Linked DNA regions of Mus musculus: region 1 is linked to region 2. Evidence: chromatin loops called from intact Hi-C (ENCODE). Cell type or tissue: gastrocnemius. All regions are shown on one strand.

Evidence for each region. A loop is a pair of places that touch in the nucleus more often than their neighbours do. Peaks named below come from ENCODE experiments on the same cell type or tissue, not always from the same donor. Only the 100,000 strongest peaks of a DNase experiment are listed, where the experiment ranks them.
Region 1: it touches region 2 in a loop (2.4-fold over the local background); 3 of 42 quality-filtered maps call a loop at or near these places.

Annotation. Positions count from the first base shown.
Region 1 is chr12:51,587,523-51,595,522 of GRCm38, reverse strand. Coch (cochlin) reads right to left here and starts at 2,182. Exons shown (of 12, transcript NM_001198835.1): 1 at 2,118-2,182; 2 at 1,866-1,918; 3 at 1,732-1,785; 4 at 32-188. The coding sequence starts at 1,899. In gastrocnemius, no CTCF peak of the experiment used is centred here; DNase peaks (open chromatin) are centred at 1,677, 2,229, 2,462, 3,808 and 1 more place; H3K4me3 peaks cover 2,246 bases.
Region 2 is chr12:51,440,919-51,448,918 of GRCm38, reverse strand. Scfd1 (Sec1 family domain containing 1) reads right to left here. Exons shown (of 25, transcript NM_029825.3): 21 at 6,336-6,388; 22 at 3,902-3,935; 23 at 3,183-3,248; 24 at 1,279-1,347. Among named protein-coding and RNA genes, the nearest start is that of Gm40422, 34 kb to the right of the region's middle. In gastrocnemius, no CTCF peak of the experiment used is centred here; no DNase peak of the experiment used is centred here.

The DNA.
Region 1 (8,000 bases), 150 kb before region 2:
CGCCACGCCCTTCCCGTGGGCTCCGGCTTACCTATGGACAGCAGCGCCGCAGATGCTGGACACTGACGCATACACTATGTTCCCAAACACAGAGAATTCCTCAAGAGAGCAGCCTCCTGGGCAGAGAACATCTGCTTTCTCTTTTCGGATATCCAGGCCTCTGGTAAAGCAGGTGACAGGAATGGGAACTGAAGAGAAAGGGTGTGTCCTGTAAGAGCTCCTGGGCTGCTTTACGGGGGAAGTATTGCAGGGATTCTATTTATTCCCCCAATTTCTATACTTCTGCCAAAACACCGACTTAAATGTTGACACCGTTTTAGATATTAGCAAGCCCAAAGGGGTTTCCAATTTAATCTAGGGCCAAGTTACTACAGATATCTAATGTGACATTGTTTCCAGTTCTTCATCAATTTGGAAAATGTAATTGAAAAAGTGCATCAGAATGAGAAAATAGCATTAGTCTTTGACCTAGAAATAAAAAAAGATCTTAATTGTGATGAACTCTTTCCAGTTATTTATGATGACGGTACATCTGTATTGAGCCTTTGTGGAGTGTCTTCATAGACAAATGCAAACGTCTTCAGCTACCCTTCCCAGGGGGCTGTCTGGCCCATTACCTGATACAGTCAGGGCTTTACAGTCCCACATTCACATAAACCAACCAGTTAACAGGTGCCTGGATCATATATTTTACAATTGAGGAAATGAAAGTCATAGAGTTAATTAGCCTACGGAGCACGCCGCAAATCCCAAAGGCTAGGACACAAGGAAATTAGTCCTCTACTTGAATCTGATTGTATCTCCTCCAGATCTGTCCAAAGGAATATGGAAGGCAGCACCCCCCCCCTTTTTTTTTTTAAAAGAAAGCACTGCTAATATGCTTAAATCTTACAGTCAGTCGGACCAATTTAAAAAAAAAAAAAGTCTCTCCCACGAGGCAAGAAAGGATGGTTTTAAAAGTTGAGTAATTTGCCTCTGCCAAGGATCCTTGCCTGGACCACGGAAGAAAAGGGAAGACGCAAGGTGCAATATCAATTCTTCAGGCTCGGTTAAAATCCTAACTTCAAATAGGAGCCTTGCAACTCTATGAAATAACCCAAATCTTTTCCCTTTTCAGCGACGGGGGTGGGGGTAGGTGGGAGTGGGGCGACAACGACTCTGGAATCCAGGACCGAGATTGTCCGGAGCTGCTAACACTTGCTTTGTTGGGCAAAAGGTACTTACCATTTCTACTTTGAAGAAAAGCAAGCGTAAGATTTTAGAAGCGAAACTCTCTTACATCGCAGAAAAGACACCGAACCACACTCGGACTTCTACACGTGGAACAAACTCTTTTGAGGCTCCCAGGGAGATAGATATAGGAACCGCCGACGCTGTTTTCCAAAGGGGTTACAAGCACAAACGCACAGCACAGCGAGGTGATCGGATTAGGTGGGACCAGGATGTGAGCAGCCCTCCTCTGTGGGCTGGGACCAAACAGTTGTCCCCAGCCCGGAAAACAACGGAGTAACTCGGGACGAATGGTCCCGGGGCTAGGTGGCGTGCTCCCGGGAAGGAGGCACAAACGGACCCCGGGGACCCTGGCGTGGAAAAACAGGCAAGCCCGAGGGCTGCGCTGGAGATGGGTGAGGGCGGGTCTCCGCCTCTGCAGCCCCGCATCCCTACGCAGGTCCCTAGCCTGCGGGAACTGACCCTGTCCTCCCCATCTCCCTCCTCCCGCACCTAACTCACCCGCTCCCTCGGCGCGCGCGAACCGGGGCAGCAGCAGCAGCAGCAGCCACGCACCTGCGGAGAGAGGACAGCGAGGTGGCTACAGCCTCCGCCCGCGCGAGAGGGCGAGGGGTAGGGGATGGGAGTGTACCCACCGAGGCAGAGAGCAGGGATCCTGGACGAGGGCATGGCGAGGATCTCCGTGGACCTGCGGGAGAGTGAGGCGTGAACGAGGTTCGCCGGGGACCGCACGGCCCTGCGCTCCTCGGAAGCCGGCGAAGGCGGGAGAACCCGACCGCTGCAGTTCGAGCAGCTCCAGACGCGCTGTGCCACCTCGGACCAGCGTGGGGTACGCCAGGACACACAGGCAGAGGCACAGACCCTATGCACCTCCCCGGGTCCCGCACCTGCGTGGGATCCGCCCGGCTACACCCGAGTGCGGCAAGCGCGGCTCCGTGGCCGCTATAAAGACGGGCGGCGCGCATGAGCACTGTGCGGGGGGCGCCAGCAGGGGCTAGGAGCGGTCCCCAGCCCTCCCCCTCCCGCCCCCGTAGGGCGGTGGCCGGCCAGCTCCTCCCTCGCCCCCCCCCCCCGACGGTCCCCGGGGGAGGCCAGCGGACTGGCGCCTCTTCCTGCGGTGTGGGGTTCTCTGGGGAGGCGTGAAGGTCGCCTGTGGTGTCCGGGGACTTGATGGGAAAAGGCGTCGGAGCGCGTTTGGGGAAACGCCTAGGGACACTTAGGGCGTGCAGGGTACTGGACAGAGACGGTCTTAGGAGCCGCCTTGAGGGAATTGAGGGGCTCAGCAGGGTGCAGAGCAGCCAAGCCACCCGGTTCTGAGAACAAAACTTCCCAGCTTCGCGCCCCGTGGGGAACAGTGCCTACTTTAAAAGTAAAACCAAGCAGCATTTGATAAATGTTATGGAAAACTTGTCTTAGGGGCTCGGCCTCTGGACTTATTTTCAGGTGGAAAACGGTTTTCCCTGATGGGTCATTTGTTGTAAAGAGTAGGTACATTGTAGAGTGCTCCTAACCTCCAGACAATAGTTACATTTCTTTTTTTCTTCCTCTTTCTCCAGATTAGGAAAGATTCCTTGTTTGTGTTTCTAGTCTCAAATCTGGTGATTCTATGGAACTTTAGATGTGGTAGTATGTGCTCCGCATTTCAATTATAGCAACTTTTCATGATGGGCATAGAGAAAGAACAAAACACATAGGGCGTGTTCATGACAGACCTGCAAGGTAGCAGAGGAATTTCAGACCTGGACAGCCCCTGCTTTAGGTTTTTGTTGTTGTTGTTGTTGTTGTTTTGATTTTGGTTTTTTGAGCCATGGTTTTAAGGTAGTCTAAGATGACTTTGAATTCATTGTATCCTGCCTCAGCCTTCCGCAGTGCCACGGATGGACCAATCACACCTGGTTACAATACCTGTTTTAAATGTAGCTTTATTCAGCTATAATTTATGTCATAGAATCCATCCATTTAAAAGACAGGATTCAGTGACTTCTAGAAAGTTTATGATCCTCACCGTAGATCAATTTCAGAATATTCAATCACATCCAAAATGATGCCTCCTGGTGAAGAGCCGGCACGCCCTTTCCTCTCCACCACATGACCTCAGCAGTCCACTTCCTCTCCCTATAGACTTGGACATTTATGTACGTGGAGTCCTACACTAGTGCATGATGTGGAGGTGTGACTATGCTGAAGTGTGCGTCAGCTGAACAGCCCTTGCCTGGGCTGACAGAATGCCTCCGTGGTTTTACCAGGCATTTCTTTTATCACTTGGCTGTCTTCTGAGAAGGGACAAAATTGCTTGGTCGGTGATTTGGGAAGTACTCGGTGTTTCTTTTTCTTTTTCATGGCTGCTTGAAAGATTTGATCTCTTTCATGAGAGAATTGTGATTTTCTCAGGAGTCTACCTAACCATCCTTGATAGTTTTCTTGGAAGAAAAATTGAAGATGAAGACAATTAAAGCTGTCCTTTTCATGATTGTTCTTTGTGTGTCCTACGCCAGGGTTGGACAGGTTCCTCCAGTCAGGCCCGGGAAATTGTCGTGATCTTGTATAATTAGTTGCTAGGCAGCAACTCAGGCAGCATGGTCAAATGGGGTGCAAGGCAGAGAAAGAGTCCCTGCAGGGCACAGTCCCTGATGCCAGTCCACCATGATCTGGCAGAATCAAATTCCTGCAGCTATTTCCATGATAGACCCTGAGTCTGTGACTTAAGAAATGGAGGAAATAGCTCATTAAGTTTCATGGCTGTTTACCCAGGCATTTTAATTATTTTGTTTTGAAACATTTAAGAGAAGTTAAGTCTTTATTTATTTTTATTCTTTTGGAAAGACCAACCAAGGAGGGTGGAGGAGTCCGGGTGATATTTCTTTTCCTCAGTTAGTTTGTTTTTCATGTTCACCATAAATATATGGAGGGAAAAATATGTGCTTTTAGAGACCGGTCTTCAGAGCCAGAGGGAGAGGCAGATCTGGCTCTTGACTGAAAAGACAAATTTATATTCAGTTCGGTGATATTTCAGAGCATTGTCCAGGATTGCTAGTTATCTTGCTCTAACAAAGACCATTTAATATCAACAAACAAACAAAACCAAAAACCAGAGAGCAGCTGGCTCCTAACTAGGTTGTTGTGGGGACCACTTGGGGAGCACTGATTTGTATGGTAGCGGGAGTTTTCCATCCCTCAAGAGATTCTGATCCTTTTGCTCTGGGATGGGGACAGAGCATTTAAAAACCTCTCTGGATGATTCTAATGCATAGCCCAAGATACACAATACTTAATTCAATGTCAGCAGAGAAATTAATAATTCTTAATCTTTCACTGGCTTTTCACTTTTTCATTGAGATTCTATTTCTATGTGTCAACTATGTTTCCATGATGAAACACAAATTATAGTTGTTTAAAAACAATGTCCAGTGGTAGTGAAATGGCTCAGCACAGAAAGGTGCTGGTTCTGCAAGCCTGGCCACCAGAATTTAACCCTAGGTGACCCACATAAAGATGGAGGGAGAGAACTGGCTGCAGAGTTGTCCTCTGATCTCCAGAGGTGGGAGCTGTAGCTTATACACTCACACCCGCGCCCACACTCTATAATGAACAAAATGAGTAAATCCCTGATGAAGACATTTATTGTTGATCGTTGTGCCTGCACTATTGATGCTCTGCTCAGGAAGTTATCTCCTGTGTCAATGAGAGCAAGGCTGCTCCTTACCTTCTCTTCTATCAGCTTCAGTGCGTTTGGTTTTATGTTGAGGTCTTTGATCCACTTGGACTTGAGTTGTGTACAGGGTGATAGATATGGATCTATTTGCATTTCTTCTACGTGCAGACATCCAGTTAGACCAGCACCATTTGTTGAAGATGCTTTCTTTTTTTCCATTATATAATTTTGGCTTCTTTATCAAAAAACAGGTATCCATAGGTGTGTAGATTTATGTCTGGGTCTTTGATTTGATCAACCTGGCTGTTTTATGCCAATACCATGTAGTTTTTGTCATTATAGCTCTCTAGTGAAGCTTGAAATCAGAGATGGTTCTTTTATTGTACAGTATGTTTTAGCTATCCTATTTTTTCCATATTAAGTTGAGTACTGTTCTTTCAAGGTCTGTAAATAATTATTTTGGGGACCCTTGTCTTCCTACTGTGTTGCCCCATCCAGCCTAGCTTTATTGCAACTTGGTATGCCATGTTTGGTTGATCCCCCTGGGAAGGGTATCCTTTTCTGAAGGTAAACAGAGGAGGAGTGGATGGGGAGTGAGGAGATGGGGAGGGGAGGTTCTGAGAGGAAAGGAGGGAGGGGAAACTGCTGTAAGGATGTGATATATGGAGAAAAAATTAAAAGTAAAGTTACTTAAAAAAAAATCCTAACATGATGTGTTGGCTATCTTTGTCAACCTGAAACAACCTAAAATTCTGTGGGAAAAAATATCAATAAGGAATTATGAAGATTAGGTAGGCCTGTGAGTGTGGCAATAGAGGCTGTCCTAATTGCCTCAAGGGCTTTGGACTTTGAGAAAGTAGAGAAAGCAAGTTGTGCTCACAGCATAGGCATGCATTTTATTTTCTCTTTGCTCCTTTTAGAAATAGATTTAAAGATTTATTTTATTTTTAATTGTGGTTCTGAGGAGTCTCGGTGAGCACAGCCCACAGAGACATCTGATCTTCTGGGGCTGGGGTCCTGTGCAAGAGCAATAGGTGCGCGTAACCATCAAGCCATCTGTCAGTTCTCTTTCTGCTCTCTGATTCGATGTGACTGGCTGCCTGCAGTTCCTGTTTGACTCCCCACAATGATGGACTGTAGCCTGGAACTGCAAACCAAAGAACCCTTTCTCCCATGATGCTTTTGGTCAGGGTGTCTTATCACAACAGAAATGAAGTTGCGACCGCTGGCCTGTGAGATAGGTGGGAAACAGTGCTTAGATACCCAGCAACAGTTTGTCATTTCACTTTTCTTTTCTTTTTTTTTTTAAGATTTATTTATTTATTTATCTATTTATTTATTTATTATATGTAAGTACACTGTAGCTGTCTTCAGACACTCCAGAAGAGGGCATCAGATCTCTTTACGGATGGTTTTGAGCCACCATGTGGTTGCTGGGATTTGAACTCAGGACCTTTGGAAGAGCAGTCAGTGTTCTTACCCGCTGAGCCATCTCACCAGCCCTCACTTTTCTTTACAGCTGAATAGAATCCCACTGCTCCTCTGTTGCTGGGCATACGAGCTAGCTCCAGCTCCTTGTTGTTGTGAAGAGTGCAGCAGTAACACCTGGGTGTGCAGGGACCTCTGTGGTGGGGTGTGGAGCTATGCGTGGGAATCCTAGCTGGGTCATACGGTCATTATATTTTTAATTTTTGGAGGCCCCGCATGCTGATTTCCATCACAGTTGTCCCGGTTTATGCCGGTGGTGAAGGCTCATCTTTCCCCACCAGCATTTGTCTTGCCAGTTTTCTTGATAATAAACCAGCCAGAATTATACGGTTTTTCAGAGCAGCCATGATTTGCATTTCCTCATAGCCAAGAATACCAAATACTTATTGGCCCATTTGTGTGTTTTTGTTTTAAGAATTTTTTGTTCACTGCATTTGACCATGTGCTGATTGGCAGTTTTCTTGGTTGCTGTTAAATTCTCCAAGTTCTGGATATAATCTAGATAGTAATTTCTGTCTGAAGTGTGACTGATAGACGTGTTTCTCCCATTCTGTAGGCTATCTGTTCACACTGTGGCTAATTGGATTTGCTCTGCAGAAACATTTGAATTTCACGTACTCGTGTTTGGACATTCTTGGAGCTACGTCCTGTGCTACTGAGCAGCTAGCTCAGGAAGACCTTGCTGTCTGGAATGTACTTCCTGGGCTTTCCTCTGGGCACCGACTCACTCAATTCAGCACTCCGGTTTTGTTTTATTTTGTTTTTTAATTTTTATTTTTTGAGACAGGGTCTCTCTATGTAGCTCTGGCTATTCTGGAACTTAGTATATATTCAAAGCTGGCTTTGAACTCAAAGACCCACCTGCCTCTGCTTCCCAAGTGCTGGGATTAAAAGCTTGTACCATCATGCCACACCAGCTGATTATTACTGAATATGCATGTATTTATGTCTATGTATTGATATGTTCATGTACCACTGAGGACCAGACGTGGATATTGCTTTCTTTAGAGCTGGAGTTACAGGATGCCCAATCTAAGTGCTGGGTGGATAAAAGTGCTCGTTGTGTAACCCCGATGGCCTGAGTTTGGTCACTCCAGTGAATTGTCCTCTGACTTGCACGTGTGTGCTGTGGTATGTGTGCATGCATATATACAACACACACACATACACGTACATACACACATACCAGTATCAAATAAAATAAAAACTAAAGTATATTGTTTAGTCACAAGCGTTTGTAGTTTCTAAAGATTCTCTTAATTTCTACTTCTAGTCCAGTATGGACTGGGTAGGTACCAGGGATTTTCTCAAAATTTTTGCTTTCTTGGTATTTGTTAAGTCCGTTTGGTCTCTGGTGTAATTTAGCCCTGAGAATTCTTTGCTAAGTTTTGATATGGAAGACATCTAGATGTGAGACTGAGAACTGAAGTCTCTCGTTATAATTGTGTCTGGACTTACATGACATTTTATGTCTTTAGTGTTTGTTTTATAAAATTAGAGGCCCCAAAACTTGATGTATAAATATTACAATGTTCATAAATGCTTAATGATTGTCTCTTTTTAATATATGGTTTCCTCGTTTATCTCTCTGACTAGTGTAGCTGCTCTTTGCTACTTTATGAGTTCTTTT
Region 2 (8,000 bases):
CTTTTCAAATAACAGATTCTTAAAATCAGTAATAATTACTATTGGTGAAGTGAAAGAAAATATGCTCACAAAGAACGAAAAAAATATTAGCAGAGAAAAGAAAATCAACTAAACAAACAAAGCAAACCAGCAACAACAACAAACTCAAATGAAAATAATGAAACTGCTAACTACCCTCTTTAAGGAGAACAGAGAACAGAAATAGAAGAAAGATTTATTAAAACTTGAGATAGAAACAAATGGTTCACTTTGAGAAACAGAATCCTTAGCAATTTGTGGGCTAAGATATAAAACTCACACTCACTTAATGTCGTGCTTGTATTGTGAAATGCAACATGGTGTGAAAACTCCAGAGAGCCTTCATGGTTTAAGCCCACCACACTTCTAGGCTATAAATGCTCTGAGACTGCAAATCTATGTAATAAGTTGCCAACATGGTACTCAACTATGACAATGCTAGGCACAGTTAAAAAGTACAGTGTAAAAGATAAACCATGTGGCTGGTGAGAACGGTCAGTTAGTGCCCATCATGCAATCATGAGGACCTGAGTTGAGATTCTCAGGACATTGGTAAAAGCTGGGCTTCAACCTGCTGTAAATGTCTTTAATAGAGCCTCCAACTCCTGCTTAATAAACTCTTTAGTCCTTAAATTCTTTTCAGCATCAAAACCATGAATCACAGTTTGGCCTGAGTTGGCTCCTAAGTCATAAGGAAATTCCAGGCGGCTGAGGGTGACAGCGAGAAGCTGTAGCTCCTTTACCTATACCCTCATGCTACTGACCAGGCTACTGGATGTACCAACTAAAAAAGCTCAGATCAATAGAATACTGAGAACATTAATGGGGAGGATTTAAAGGACTGTATGGAAATGAGCCCAGTCACTCAGCTACAGGTGCCACTGACATTCAAAGTCGACATAATTATATCAACTGAGCATGGTGCTGTTCAAAAAAGGAGTCCTGAGCCCCAAATATCGCATGCCTGGCAACACCAGACATGTTGACAACATATAGGAAATGCTCAATTCAATTTGGCCTACTAGGATAACTTCAATTTTAAATAATTACCTTTTCACAAGAGTTGTTAACCTTATTAAAGTGTACCAGAACTGCCCTTATAGCCATAGTGAAACTTAGTAACTAGATGAACTTTTGTTTTAGTTGATTTGAATTCAGCTGAATAACTGATAGCTTTTTTTTTTTAGCTTTTAAAGAAGAGAGACCCAAACAGCAACTTGTGTTATGCTAAGAGAAACCACTAAAAAGGGCCCACTTTACCTGTTTTATGAACTGTGTAGCATTAAAAATCTCACTGCAGCCATATAAGATATGCTTGCCTTGCTTTGCCTGTAAAAAGCAGAAGAGAACTCAGATAGACCTGTGCAACAAGAAAGAGTATACACATTCCCAGGAATGAGCCTGCTGGCCAGTCTGGGGAGAAGGGTTATTCTTAAAAGTCTTTTGTCTGATGCTGGTGTTAGATTTAAAATGTGTGTGTGTGGTTTTTTTTTTTTTTGTTTTTTGTTTTTTGTTTGTTTGTTTGTTTTTCAAGACAGGGTTTCTCTGTGTAGCCCTGGCTGTCCTGGAACTCACCCTATAGATCAGGCTGGCCTTGAACTCAGAAATTCGCCTGCCTCTGCCTCCCAAGTGCTGGGATTTAAGTGTGTGTGTGTGTGCGTGCGTGTGTGAGTGTGTATGTGTGTGTGAGTGTGTATGTGTGTGTGTATGTGTGTGTGTGTATGTGTATGTATGTGTGTATCCTAAGCTGCATAAACATACAGGAAGAAGGTGGTGAATGCTTTTTCTCCCTATTCCCTTTCTCTCTCAAGGAATGAAGCACCATGTTTTCAACATCTATATAACAGAAAGGCAATAAATAGCAAATACTAATCCTTTGCGTTGTCTAATGAATCAGGTATAATTTTAAAGACACTCAGCTTACCAAATATTATAGTACTAACTTGTTCTTAGGCCATCACATATGTGTGCATGCAGCATAAAGCTGTTCCTTGTGAAAGACTGGGGGCCCTTGACACAGATTTGATTCTTTTCTTTTCTTTCTCTCTCTCTTTCTTCCTTTCTCTCTCTCTCTCTCATTCTCTCTCTCTCTCTCTCTCTCTCCCTCCCTCCCTCCCTTCCTCCCTCATTTTATCCTCCTCCTGGTCCACCCTCTGACTCTTCTCCATCCCATACCTCCTCCCCATCCCCCTGTTCCCACCCTCCCACCTCCCACCCATCAGACCTCCCAACTCCCTGGGGCCTCCAGTCTCTTGCGGGTTAGGTGCATCTTCTCTGACTGAACCCAGACCCGGCAGTCCTCTGCTGTGTATGCCTGGCACAGATTCTTAAGAGTACATTAGGGTGCATGACTGAGGGCAAGCAATCAAGTGAGAGTCCTGGGAGTAATGTGTCCCCCTGTTCCACTATAGTTTATATTAATGCCTATGTAAGGAGGGCATAAAGACTGACAATCATACCTAACAACTGAATAGTTAGAAAATGTCACTCTATTATATAACAATAGCCAATTTTCCACCCTATAGATTTTATTTTATTTTGATCTTCAAATTAGGCTTAGTGCCTCATGTATTTTTAGTTTTCTACCACTCTAAGGTTTACAGTAGGATTCTATTTCTAATTTGCTACCTTAAATGCTTTTTAGAAGTATGTTGCTGATGTAAGTTAATATAATTGAATAAAGCATGTGTTATTTAGATAAATGAGTTCTATAAATCATCTTAAGGGAGAAAAATCTTGGAAGAGCTTGAGGTCTCTAAGTATTTAAAGTGCATCAAGAGATTGCCCAAATAATTTATGAAATATTATTTTTAATCCAGTACAATTTTAGTAGAATCATGACTATGACAGAAAAACTGATAAATTGGTAATTTTCTCTATATACAGTATTTGTATTTATATTATTTTTATAAGAGATGAAATCTAGCCAAGTGGCCTCGACTGGCCCTGAATTCCTGGGCTCAAGATCCTCTTGCCTTGGCCTCCCAAGTAGCTGGGACTCTAGGCATGTATGATTTAGTGTGTTTTGCTCACAAGTATAACTTAAAAAAACCACCTCTTAGAAAGTAGTTATGCAGAGGTCAGGATAGGCACTGGCCAATGCTAATTCTCTAATGACATGACTCACACCACCAAGAGACAGAAATGAGAAGGCTCAACTGTACCTTTATGTAGTCAACAAGATTCTGATATTCAATATAGTTGCCTCCTCCTACCACAAAGACAATGGCCTAAAAGTACAAACGGAGGAAAAGGGAGAAAACACGGTTAAAAGATTTTAACTTTTAAGCAACACAGCTTTCAGTCTGGAAGCTGTTCAGAAACTGAGATACGATGACTAAGACTACAATCTAAGCCTTTTGCTGTCTCAAAGTCTAACTGCAGTATCCGATCCAGTAATAGCAAACAAGAGCAAACAAGAGCTCTAAAGGTTAGTTTTGAATCTTTATTATTTGCTGTAGGCAGAAACACTGGAAAACCCAACATGCAACTTTTAACACATCACTCACAATGAGAAGTGTCTGTATTCAAAGTCATATAGTCACATCTTCATAAATACTGGGATCACTGCAGGAATTCCATATGTACAGTGCTCATATAGTCATACAGTCACATCTTCATAAATACTGGAATCACTGCAGGAATTCCATATGTACAATGCTCACTGCAATCCAAAGACTCCTTTTTCTGCTATTTTGTCACGCGTAAGCTTAAGAAAAGCAGAGTGATTCAAGTTGCTGAGGGCTTTAAGGCTGTATCTTGGGTATGCAGAGTTGAATTTACCTGAAGGCCATTCACTGGTCACAAGCTTTGCCTATGACAAACTATTCCTTGGGACTACTGTTACCTTTTTAGGAGCAGAGAAGTTTTTTGTTAAACTTACCTCTTGGAATGGACTTTTGTTCCTAGGAACTGAGCTGCAATAAAGAGAAACTGCACTGAAAATTTCATCCTTGGCTTCTTTTACGGGTAAGATGGGTATGGGGACACACGTTCATGTGCACTTGTGAGCAGCATTAAGAAGGTATTCCAGGTCCACCTTCCTGGGAAGCAGGGGGTTCTTCAGTTTTGTAGAGGAAGGAGCTAGAAGGTAGATATCTCAATGTCTAAAAGGGAAGGGGACAACCTACTAACAACTGACACAAACTCTAGATAGCCTCCGTGAGAAAGTGAGGAAGATGGGAACGGGTGCAACCTTGCCACACGCAAACACAACACCTCCATTTGCATCCTCTTCAGGGTGGGAAGGGGAAATGAGAGGCCAGACCTACAATCTATGTTAGCTTCTTCTTTTTTTTTTTTGGTTTTATTGAGACAGGGTTTCTCTGTATAACTCTGGCTGTCCTGGAACTCACTCTGTAGACCAGGCTGGCCTCGAACTCAGAAATCCACCTGCCTCTGTCTCCCAAGTGCGGGGATTAAAGGTGTGCGCCACACATGACATTTTTAAAAATAATAACCTGGCATCTAAGAGATCCAAGTTTCCACATGTCAGAGTTGAAATGCACACTGTGGTAGAACTTCATTTTCTCCCAGTGTGAACAGTTTAGTTGTTGAGCATACTTGTGTCATCTTTTCTTACTTCTAATGGCCTGTTTAAATATTCTATACTCCACAAAAATGAATAGATGTTCACCTCATCAAAATGTTTAAATAGTTTAATTCCAGAGTTTTAAGTTCTTCGGAGGTAGAGAGGAGGTGGCGAGAACGGAGACTTAAATAGCACAATATCATGAGTTATTAATAATCAGGGTTTGGGATAACACAGGAAAAGGCTGATAAAAGAGTGTTCTGAGCCTGTTTGTCTTACGATGCTGGCATCCTTTCTAATTATCTCTAATTATCTCTAACATGCTTCATTTAGGATTAAACAGTTCTCAGCTCCTATAGTTATGCTTAGCTGAGTGCAAGGAAGAATTACTAGCATGGACAGAGTCACACATCCTCTTTGAAGCAAATGACCATGGGCTGTAGTATATGTGCAAATATCACTCTCCAATTTAACATTCTCATCACTCCTAAAGAAAACCCTGGACCACTAGAGGTCAGTCCTCAGTCCTCGTTCTGTAATTTGCTGCCAAATTCTCTTTTGCCGGTGATAGCTATTATTAGCAGTTCTTATATACCAGCACCTCTGCTAAGTTCAGAAGAAAAAGAGACTAACACTAGAAATTACCAGGCAATTTAATAACTTAGCAGCTAGCCCATCCTTGCAAACACCCACAAAGAAATGAATGCTTTCGAGAAGACTGCTGAAGGTTTACCCTCAGGCACAGGCAGGAAACTTACTCCTGGAGTTGTATTGCTAGGGACATCCAGTCATTTCCTTCTAATTCTGCCGATTTGTTATCTGTCTTTTAAGTTACTTCTCATACTACCAGGAATTCACTCTTGAAAAGTTAATTGGATAGAAAGGGGGAAATGTTGTGGATAGCCCTGGGGCTAATTATATTTGATGTTAATTCTGTTCTCCAGAGTGTGGCTGTGAACAAGGAATGAGTCAGGTGATTTCCTGTAAACCTGCTTCCCACCTTAATCTTAAAATAAAGGAGAGCTGAAGATTGGGCAGATAAAAGGGAAGGTGAGGAGAGGGAGTAGGAGAAAATGGAAGAGGGAGAGGATGCAGAGGAGGAGGAAAAAGAAAAAAAGCGGAGCAGAAGCACATGGCCTGGAGAAACCCCAAGTTCTAAGGGGTCTCATAGATGTGGAAGATGGTAGTGTAGTAGTGGTAGATCTGCCCAATCTAGGCGCACAGCATATATTCATATTAATTGAGTTGTGTTTTCATTGCTGGGGCATATTTGGGTAGGAGATTTACCACAGCCAAATGGTGCCCAGTGTGCCAAGGTCAATTACCATATCCTATCTTTCATAAAATGCAGAAAATATACAGTGAGTGGATTTATTAGCATAAAATGCTTTTATAGAAATGTTTCTCAGGGACACGATTTCCTGGACCCTGACAAACCGCCACTCCTGCCACCACCACCGTAAATAGCTGTTTCCATCAGTTATTGTCTTCTCATTTAGTTCAATAACTATTCACTTAAAAACACTTTCTCTAAATCCTCCACTTTGTTTATGATAACACCATTTCATAAATAGTAAACAGCTAAATTTATTTCTCTGTGTGTACACTAAGGGAAAATAACAAGATACTAATCCTAATTACCAGTGATTATCTCTGAAAGAGATTAAAATACACACTGTTTTTAACTAGCCTCCCACAGTTAGAATTTTAGTAAAGTCTTATAATACATTATTTCCATTCTCAGGGAAAACCCACAACGAACACCACCAAGATAAAAGCTCCTTACCTGTCATTACTCCGCAGCATTTTGGGATCAAAATATCTATAATCATCAGTTTCCTATTAAAAACAAAAATAAGACACATTGCCATGACTATGGAATTTCCGTTTAGAAGGTCATAGTTTGGCACAGTATTTGATTGTAACAAATCTTCCCGTTTCACCGAATGTGTAACAACTGTCCCTAATCCTTAATGAGACATTCCTATGTGTTAATAAGGAGTATTTTCAGGGCTTTCCATGCACTAATCCTCAATTGTTCAGCCAGTTCCTATCATTATCCCATAGTTTTAGACGGGAAGCTGGGATAATGGGAGGTTATTTGACTTTCCTAAGGTCACATACGTAGTAATAGAAATAGGATGTGAACCCAACTAAGGCATATATTGTTACTGCACAAGGGCTTTTGCTTACAACTTTGTCTTTCTGTGACTTTACTGAATATATAGAACACATAATATATAGGAGGCTCAGACTTTTATATGCAAGTTTTGGGACCGGATCAATTTTAGAATTTAGAATTGAAACGTAGATAATCCTGGATATCAGCTGTATATGTGGCCAGCATTTCACCATCTAATGCATTAGAATTTCTTCAGATTAATAATGACTGTTAGCATAAAATAGGATAAATAAGAGCTGAAAAAAAGCCTCAATTTAGTCCAGGGGAGATGTGCCTCAGACCGAGTCACCCACACTCTTAGCTTTCTAAGCTTCTCTGGCTCTGTGAGTTGTGAAACGTTATAATGAATGGGAAGCTTCTTGATAGTAAAGGAATTGTGATGTACAGATCTGCTACTTTATGCTGTAACTACTTCCTGACCTCAGTCTTCTTGCCAAAGAGTCAGACCCCCGGCCCCTGCAAAAACAAACAAAACAACCCAACCCTCTGGCAAATGACAAACGCACACATGCTGGTAACACTCAGTCCCGAGCCTAATGGTCAATACTCTGAATCAGTATAGCTCCTCAGGGTGGTCAGACTCCTTCAGCCCACGGGAAAGCCTACCAGCAGACTGGAACGCCTTCAGGGGCCTCCAGGATGGTCAGCAGGTAAAGGCACACTTGCAGCTAAGCCCGATGCCCTGAATTTCATCTGCAGGACCCACGTGATTTCGAAAAGATCGAACCAACTTCCAGTTTTTCTCTGACTACACATGTGCCATGCGTGTAAACACACACACACACACACACACACACAGTAAGGATGTGAGAGTGTCTTATGTAGCCTAGCCTGGCCTCTAATTGTGTGGCCAAGGATGACCTCAAACTCCAAATCCTCCTGCTTCCACCTTCCAAGTGCTGGGAACAGAGGCATTTGTCTCTATGCTAGGTTTATGTGGTAGTGAGACCCACCCAGGCCTTGAACACCAGCTAAGCTACATGCCCAGTCCAGGCTCCAGTATTTCAAAGCATCTGAAGTGAGATGCATACAGCCATTCACCATTACCTGTCAGGTCTAAGTTACTGTACTTTGCTAACTTCCTCAGTGTCTCCAAATCACCCTGGAATCCTATCTACAAACAGGAGAGGACTGGGAAAGCAGACAGCTCCCTTACATAGCAGGTGGATGAAGAAATACTTTCAAAACAGAAAAAAAGTCTCTTCTAGTTAATAAAAACCCCATCTGTAGTAATGTGCTTTTAATTATAAACTCAAGAGTATTGATAAA